Linked DNA regions of Homo sapiens: region 2 is linked to region 1. Evidence: read pairs that join two places in POLR2A ChIA-PET (ENCODE). Cell type or tissue: B cell. All regions are shown on one strand. Each heading gives the region's core, and the rest is flanking DNA. Links, peaks and the distances in the headings are about the cores only. Region 1 has its middle 5.5 kb from the start of EXOC6. Region 2 has its middle 40 kb from the start of HHEX.

What was found. ChIA-PET counts read pairs that join two places held together with the same protein. Peaks named below come from ENCODE experiments on the same cell type or tissue, not always from the same donor. Only the 100,000 strongest peaks of a DNase experiment are listed, where the experiment ranks them.
Region 2: POLR2A ChIA-PET joins it to region 1 with 8 read pairs; 4 of 35 experiments call an interaction of 5 or more read pairs at or near these places.

The regions. Positions count from the first base shown.
Region 1 is chr10:92,840,801-92,845,193 of GRCh38, reverse strand. It overlaps a transcript of EXOC6 not described here. Among named protein-coding and RNA genes, the nearest start is that of EXOC6, 5.5 kb to the left of the region's middle. In B cell, for the core only: CTCF peaks have their summits at 1,697 and 1,897 (motif pointing left); a DNase peak (open chromatin) is centred at 1,903.
Region 2 is chr10:92,727,352-92,731,744 of GRCh38, reverse strand. No RefSeq gene overlaps it. Among named protein-coding and RNA genes, the nearest start is that of HHEX, 40 kb to the right of the region's middle. RefSeq lists a silencer at 1,506-1,555 and enhancers at 1,766-1,865, 3,981-4,393. In B cell, for the core only: no CTCF peak of the experiment used is centred there; a DNase peak (open chromatin) is centred at 1,766; H3K4me3 peaks cover 866 bases.

The DNA of each region.
Region 1 (4,393 bases), core at 199-4,198:
ATGTGGAATTATTTTTTGGCAGTGGATATTGACTTCCAGAGATCAATCCAAAATCTCTTTTCAGGACTCCTGGAAGAAGAAAGATACACCAGGAAGACCAGCAGGACAGGAGATGCATTTTGTGTCCAGTATAAAAGTAATTGGCAAAGTAAGGATTTGACTTGTAAATAAACTCTTAGTCATTAGGAACTTAACTTTGCGCCTTTTATCTACAGACTAATGACCTGTCTTGGGAAAGCGCCTCCCTCAGAATGAGGTTGTAGAGTGCAACTGCTCTGGTCTGGCATTTAACTACTTGAATTCAAATTCCAACTCATCTCTTACTAGATGTCAGGCCTCAGGGAGTTACTTAACTTGACTAAGGCTCACGTTCTTCAAGTGTGAATTAAGGACAATAAGAATCCCTAGCTCACCAAATTATGTGAGGATTAAAGAAGATAATATATGTATTATGTTTAGCCTAGAGCTCAATCAACATTAGCATTGGCGACTAGGGTTATCAGGCATTTGCTAGTAAGCCAGAGAGCCCAGCATTTTAGCCTCCTCTTTGATAAAATAAAAATAAAAACCAGACACATAAATGTTCTTTTTCCTAATCATTAAAAAAAAACCTGATTGTGTATCAGGGTTTTCTGCATGTTTGGTGGATGTAAACCAACTGAAATATGTTTCCTGCTTTTGTAGAGAGGGAAACAGGAACATGTCTTTGGGTTGGATTCTTGGTTCCAGACCCATTTTAGTGAACCCTCTGGATCCTGCGCTTTTAAGGCAAGCACCTTTCGTTGTCCTTGGGAGCAGTGCTCACTCATCCTTGGAAGCACATATCATGGTGGTGAACAAATCACTGAGTCTGTCTCCATTTCCAGGAACTGCTCCTACATCAGGCACAGGGACGATGCCTGTATTGTTCACTGCCCAGCCCAGTGCCTTGCATATAGTAGAGGCTCAATTAATAAGTGAATGATCCACATGCAAATACTTGTCGTATTAAGCTTAATGTTGTAAATGGCATGTTTTTCTTTTTTTTCCTTTTTTTTTTTTTCTGAGACACAGTCTTGCTCTGTCACCAGGCTGGAGTGCAGTGGCGCGATCTCGGCTCACTGCAACCTCCGCCCTCCAAGTTCAAGTGATTCCCCTGCCTCAGCCTTCTGTGTAGCTGGGACTACAGGCACGTGCCACCACGCCCAGCTAATTTTTTTTTTTTTTTTTTTTTTTTTGAGACAGAGTCTCGCTCTGTCGCCCAGGCTGGAGTGCGGTGGTGCAGTCTCGGCTCACTGCAGCCTCCACCTCCAAGGTTCAAGCAGTTCTCTCCCGAGTAACTGGGATTACAGGTGCCAGCCACCACGCCCGGCTAATTTTTGTATTTTTAGTAGAGACAGGGTTTCACCATCTTGGCCAGGCTGGTCTTGAACTCCTGACATCGTGATCCACCCACCTCGGGCTCCCGAAGTGCTTGGATTACAGGCGGGAGCCACCGCGACGGCCCACTCAGCTAATTTTTTGTATTTTACTAGAGATGGAGTTTCACCATGTTGGCCAGGATGGTCTCGATCTCTTGACCTTGTGATCCGCCGCCTCGGCCTCCCAAAGTGCTGGGATTACAGGCGTGAGCCACCGCGCCCGGCCAAATGCATGCTTTTAGAGGTAGGGTACACATTTACAAAAAGATTCCCCTCCTCACCCCTGGGAACCCTATCATTATCCTCGCAAAACTTTACATCATTCAAATGTTTCTTAAAGAGTTTTAGAGCTCTTGTTATAGAATTATAGAACTGTATCAAAATGTAAAGTACAGGCAGTCTTTATACATTGGCTCTGATAAACTAATCCTTCCCAGTGGCTTTTAGCCACTCGTTTCAGATGTCCACCGTCGCAGGGGCCCTCCTCCAGCTTCTGCCTTTTTGGTGTGGTGACCCCAAGTGGCCACACTCTGTAAGTGCAAGAGAATAAACAAAGCCCAGCTGGTCTGGGAGGATTCCTGCTGTAAAACCCTGTGCAGGAATCGGCTGTTCCATAAAGATCTGGACCCCACGGTGGAGAACAATAGAAGGAAATTTGAAATTGAAGCCAAATAAAATCAGTTTTTTTCTAAAATACGGGCCAGTCCTCAGAGGAGTTCAAAAGCAACTAGCCCCGGGTTTTGTTCATTCAACAACTATTTTTATTAAATGTTTGCTGTGTACCATGTTCATGTATTAAGCTCTCAGACAGGGCTGGCTCATGGTGTGTGACCTACGCAGTTGCCTTTGGTTCAATACCCTGTCATCACCATCTTGTAATTCTTAATAATTTTTGAAAAAGGAATCTACATTTTCATTTTGCCCTGGGCCCCACAAATTATGTTGCCAACCCTGCCCTCAGAAAAATGTCCTGAAAGCCCTCAAAACTAAACATTTTAAAGTCCACTGAGCAGTTAAAGAACAATATCATTTTCTCTGAGTTCCATTCTCTCTTTCCTTCAAATAACACACCCCCCACCCCACCAACTCCACCACCACCACCAGTTTATAAGACAAGCAATTGTCCCTGCTCCCTACTCTTACCTTCCTTCTCCTTGTTGGTTTTCTTATTCGTCATCCTGTTCAATGCACTCTCTATTCCTCTCTCTTTCCCTGCTTAGCCTTCCTTTACTGCCCTTTGCCCTTTCTCCCTTTCCTCTCCCTTGTCCGATTTTTCTCTCTCCTCTTGGCAAAATAGGATTTGAAATGTAGCTAATGAAATGATGATGATGATGATGATGATGATGATGATGACAGCTGACATTTACTCCCTGGCTAGGGATATTAGCATCCCTAAATCTTCCTATTCCTTACCCTTTTTTTTTTTTTTTTTTCTGAGACAGAGTCTCGCTCTGTTGCCCAGGCTGGAGTGCAATGGTGTGATCTCAGCTCACTGCAACCTCCACCTCGCGGGTTCAAGCAATTCTCCTGCCTCAGCCTCCTGAGTAGCTAGGATTACAGGCGTGCACCACCACACTCGGCTAATTTTTGTATTTTTAGTAGAGACAGGGTTTCACCATGTTGGCCAGGCTGGTCTCGAACTCCTAACCTCATGATCTGCCTGCCTCGGCCTCCCAAAGTGGTGGGATTCCAGGCGTGAGCCACTGCACCCGGCCTGGTTTTTATTCTTCATAGCACTTATTAACACTTTTTTTTTTGGTGTATTTCTGGCTCTTTTCACTAAAATACAAGCTCCCTGTGAGCATGGACTTTCCAGATCTTGATCTTGCTGTATCAACGGCACCCAGACCACTGCCTGTCACATTGTAAATGTGCCATTATTATTTATTTACTAAATGAATGAGTGAATGAGCATTTGCTATGAGACATTACATTTCATTAATACATTTCATGCCTAATTCAACTAATCCTTTCAACAGCTCTATTAGTAATTATAAAGGCAGAATTTGAACCCATATCCTTCTGGTTCCAAAACCCATTCACTTAACCACTAAATAAGCAAAACTGTCCCCCTGGTTGGAATATTTGGCTCCTAAACATAAAAATGTTTTTAAAGTTTTATCTAGTGTTGCAATAAACATCACATAGCTAATGATATCACTTAAATGTCCAGCAAAAATTGGGTAACTGTATAGCCGAGTCTCATAAGACATTCCAGGCTTTTTGGAGGTGCAACAGATGCAGCAAGCCTCTGTCACAGTTAGGCCCAAATTTATTTCTGAACAATTTCTCTGGACTCCATTTTTATGTAGAACGCTATACTATTCTCATTAGAGATTAAATCAGGTCATGATATTGCATTAGTATAAAATATAAGCATTAGTGAATGTGATTTTTCAAATTGACACCTCTCTCCCCTGCATATAATGCAACCAAAATAAAATTTACATTACTGTAAGCCAGGCACAGAAATGCAAATACTGCATGATCTCACTTATATGTAGAATCTAAAAAAGTTGAACTCAGAGAAGTCGAGAGTTGAATGGTAGTTACCAGAGGCTGAGGAGAGACATAGATGGGAAAAGGAAAGATGTTAATCAAAGATGTTAATCAAAGTTTCAGCTGGACGGGAGAAATAAGCTTTGGTGATCTACTGCACAGAATGGTGGCTATAATTAATAATAATAATATACTGCGTATTTCAAAATTGCTCAAAGTAGATTTTAAGTGTTCTCACCACAAAAAGTATGTAAGGTGATAGATATAATAATTAGCTTGATTTAATCATTCTACACTGTAAACAGACAGTGAAACGTCACGTTATACCCTATAAATAGGCTGGGTATGGTGGCACACACCTGTAATCCCAGCACTTTGGGAGGCCAAGGCAGGCGGATTTCTGGAGTTCAGAAGTTCAAGACCAGCCTGGACAACATGGCGAAACCTCGTCTCTACAAAAAATACAAAAACTAGCCAGGCATGGTGGCACACAC
Region 2 (4,393 bases), core at 186-4,185, 110 kb after region 1:
TAAAAGCTCGTTGTATTATTCTAATTTTATGTACATTTGAAAATTTTCACACATTTTTAAAGTTAAAAGGCAGGAAACACACAACTGCTTCCAAATCAACCAAATATTCAGTCTAGACTTCATGTATTCCCTCAACAAATATTTATAAAACACTGTGTGCCAGGCCATTGTGTGCCATTGCCATATGGAATGCTAAGTCCCTGTTCTCAGGGAACTTATAGTGTAGTTGGGAGACAAACATTAAGTTATGGAAAATTCTCCAAAAGAAGTGCTGAGAAGGCCAGGCATCATGGCTCACGCCTGTAATCCCAGCACTTTGGGAGGCTAAGGCAGGTAGGTCACTTGAGGACGGGAGTTTGAGACCAGCCTGGCCAACATGGTGAAACCCCGTCTCTACAAGAATACAAAAATTAGCTAGGCATGATGGCGTGTGCTACTTGGGAGGCTGAGGCAAAGAATCCCTTGAACCCAGGAGTTGGAGGTTTCAGCGAGCCAAGGTCACACCATTGCACTCCAGCCTGGGCAACAAAGTGAGACTGTGTTCCCTGCCTCCCCCAAAAAAAGAAGTGCTGAGAGAATAGTGAAGAAAGAAATCAGTTTAGAGAAGGAAGTCAGGAAGGCCCTCTGAGGAAGTGATATGTAAACAAAGACCTGAGGAGCTTACCTGGGCAAAGGAGTCAGCACCCATGTAAAGCAACCATCATGTGCAAAGGTCCTGAGGCAGGAATAGTGGAAAGGCCAGTATGGCTGCAACACAGTATGAAGAAAAGGTGGCTCAAGAGGAGGCTAGAGGCCAGGCATGGTGGCTCACGCCTGTAATCCCAGCACTTTGGGAGGCTGAGGCAGGTGAATCACTTGAGGAGAGGAGTTCAAGACCAGCCTGGCCAACATGGCAAAACTCCGTCTCTACTAAGAATACAAAAATTAGCCAGACATGATGGCTGTGCTACTTGGGAGGCTGAGGCAGGAGAATCTCTTGAACCCAGAGGCGGAGGTTGCAGCAGTGAGCCGAGCCACTGCACTCCAGCCTGGCAACAGAGTGAGACTCCATCTCAAAAAAACAAACACAGAAGAAGAAGAAGAAGAAAGAAGAAGAAGAAGAAGAAGAAGAAGAAGAAGAAGAAGAAGAAGAAGAAGAAGAAGAAGAAGAAGAAGAAGGAGGAGGAGGAGGAGGAGGAGGAGGAGGAGGAGGAGGAGGAGGAGGAGGAGGAGGAGGAAGGGAGGGGGAGGGAGAAGGAGAGGAAGAGGGAGAGGGAGAAGGAGAAGGAGAAGAGCAAAGGGAAATCTTTTTCAAATATTTTTCAATGTTTGCCACAATTTTGCCACCAAGAAATTGGAAACTACAACTTTGTGCTTTCGTATGAGAAATACAAAATGAGCAAAAAACGGGGCTTAGGACAGGTAAGGGATAGGTACTGCCAAGGCTTTGGATCTATGTCCACACATGTTTTTCTCCCACAGTCATCAAATGTCAAAGATTTAATTTATTTCGTGATTCTCCAGCCCTATATTCCCCACCCCCACCCCACTCCCCCAGCACCTGCTAGCTGAGGCACCCTCTTGAACCATATTCTTCACTTCAGCTGTCTTTATAAATTAACTTTCTAAACTGGGAAAGCAATACTCCACACCGCTAAGCAGGGCCAGTTTCACTAAGACAGATGGAAACAAAGAAATAGGACCACATTCACTTGCAGATTTGCATAGGTCCAGACACTGAAAGCTGGGGCCTCTAGAATTCAGACAAGTTGTTCTTACAGCTCCTGAAAAGTCATCCTGCCCTTGGTCCTCAGCCTTATTTGGTGACCTTCCACCCCTTTAGGACTTTAACTGTGTGAACAGGGGCTGAGGACCCACCCCAGGATCAAGCTGCCCAGGTTCAAATCCTCACACTGCCAGTTCGACTCTGGGAACTTGCACAAATTACTTCACTTCACTAAAACTCTATTTCCTCCTCTACAAAATGGGGATAATGTGTGAATTAAATGAGATAATGCATGTGGCATATAGTGGATTAAGTGCTTGCAGAGTGTGAGCTATTTTTAATTTCTGTAATTCTGCCACTTCTTCCTGCCACTTCTCACCTCAAATTTAAACTGCCCCCATTTAGACATGTATTTTTTACTTTCTCTCTCCCTCTCTCTCTCTTATTTTTCATAGAGACAGGGTCTCACTACATTGCCCAGGCTGGTCTTGAACTCTGTGTTTCAAGCAATCCTCCCTCCTTGGCCTCCCAATGTGTTGGGATTATAGGCACAAGCCACTGTGCCTGGCCTAAATGTCTGTGTTTTTTTTTTTCTGTTGTTTGTTTGTTTGTTTGTTTTTGAGACTGAGTCTAGCTCTGTTGACCAGGCTGCAGTGCAGTGGCTCTATCTCAGCTCACTGCAAACTCCGCCTCCCGGGTTCAAGCAATTCTCCTGTCTTAGCCTCCTGAGTAGCTGGGACTATAGGCACCCACCACCACACCCAGCTAATTTTTGTATTATTAGTGGAGACGGGGTTTCACCATGTTGGCCAGACTAGTCTCGAACTCTTGACCTCAGGTGATCCAGCCCCTCAGCCTCCCAAGGTGTTGGGATTACAGGCATGAGCCACTGTGCCCGGCCTAGACATCTGTTTTTAATCAGAGAATATTCATTTTATTTTTGGATAATTTGGGAAATTTTGTCTGGGTTGCCTCTGAGATAGATGTCTGTCACAAACATAAAGGAGAAATAATTCCCTGGTTAATTCACAAGTTGATATTGAACAGTTGCTCAGAACAGAGTTCTGTGGATGAAAAAACAAGAAGGGAGAAGAGGAAGAAGAGAAGGAAGGAGAAGATAGTATAGACCCAAGGTCTTAATGTAGGGAGGACAGATGACAAAGAAGTCAGTGAGGATGGGCCCCCTGGAAGAGCTATGTGTTGAATTGTGTCTTAAATGAGGTGATGGAAAAGAGATCAGCAGAGAGTCATAATAGGCTACTTAAGATTTGAATCTGTACATCCAGGACAGTGGTTCTCAACTGGGGGCAATTTTGTGCCCCAGGAGACATTTGGCAATGTCTACAGATCTTTTTGGTTATCACAATTGTGGGGGTGAGGGGTGCTGCTGGCACCTACTGGGAAAAGGCTACACATCCTACAGTGCACAGGACAGGCACCCCACAACAGAGCCTTATCCAGCCCAAAGTGCCAGTATTTCCAAGGTTGAGAAACCTTGATCTAGAACAAGCTTGTCCAACTCGCGGCCCATGTGCCACACGTGGCCCAGGATGGCTTTAAATGCAGCCCAATGCAAATTCATAAACTTTCTTATAACATTATGAGGTTTTTTTGCAATTTTTTTTTTTAGCTCATCACCTATCATTACTGTGAGTGTATTTTATGTGTGGCCCAAGACAATTTTTCTTCCATCATGGCCCAGGGAAGTGAAAAGATTGGACAACCCTAATCTAGAAGACTTCCACTCTTTGAGAGAACTATGTCCTCGCCATCCTTTGCTCTTTTTTAAAAGATGAGTATTCACTGAAGCCATTATTAGTGCTTTCAAATACTTTTACTCCTGGCAATAAAGATAGTGTTTTCAGGCTCAGCTAGTAATAGCATCCTCTTTTCCTGTCACTGCTGCTGGGTCTCATCCTTACTTCCCTAATACCCCCACCCCACAGACATGTCCTTCCTTTCAAGAAGAAAATCAAAATGCAGGAAAACAGTAGCCACATGTGTTAATGATTACATGATAGTACAGTAAAATCCCAGGCCCAGTAGCCTTCTCATCAGTGCTTCTTTAGATAAGTCAAGACATTTCACCTGAATGGGCTGCTGTCCAAGCAGATTAAATTAAAAGAGCTTGTAGCACACTACAAAAAAAACTTATCAACATAATTAATCAAAAAGAGTTTCCCTGGCTGTTTGTTAATGCATTGCCCCAATCGAACAGCTGAGGAATGTGACTGCTGGCTGTTGACCCTGGTAACCCAACACCACTGTGCTGTGTTGAATTGATAAACTAGTTTAAAAGAATGTTTACCTCCCTTTACTGTATGACCCTCTGCTTGGCATCCTTTTATAAGAGGATGAGCCCCGGTCCCAAGAGTCTAGTGTGTAAGGCAAAGACGGGCTGGAGAGGCTTGTACAAAGAAACTGATCTTACCATGGGAACTTAGTGCCTCATACTCAGGAGGAGACTCCAAAGCCTCTTGAGAGCAAATGGCCACAGTCCCTTGTAAAAACTGTCCCTCTACTTACGTCCACTAAGGGAGGATAACAAAAGCTGTCCACGAAGACATGAATCTCTCTGGTGGGAACAGTAGGACATGCTATCCAATCACACTCCCTTGCAGGACTCCTTGACTTCCGTAGCTACTCCAGGTCTGAGATACACCAAGCAAACACACATGGCATTCCAGA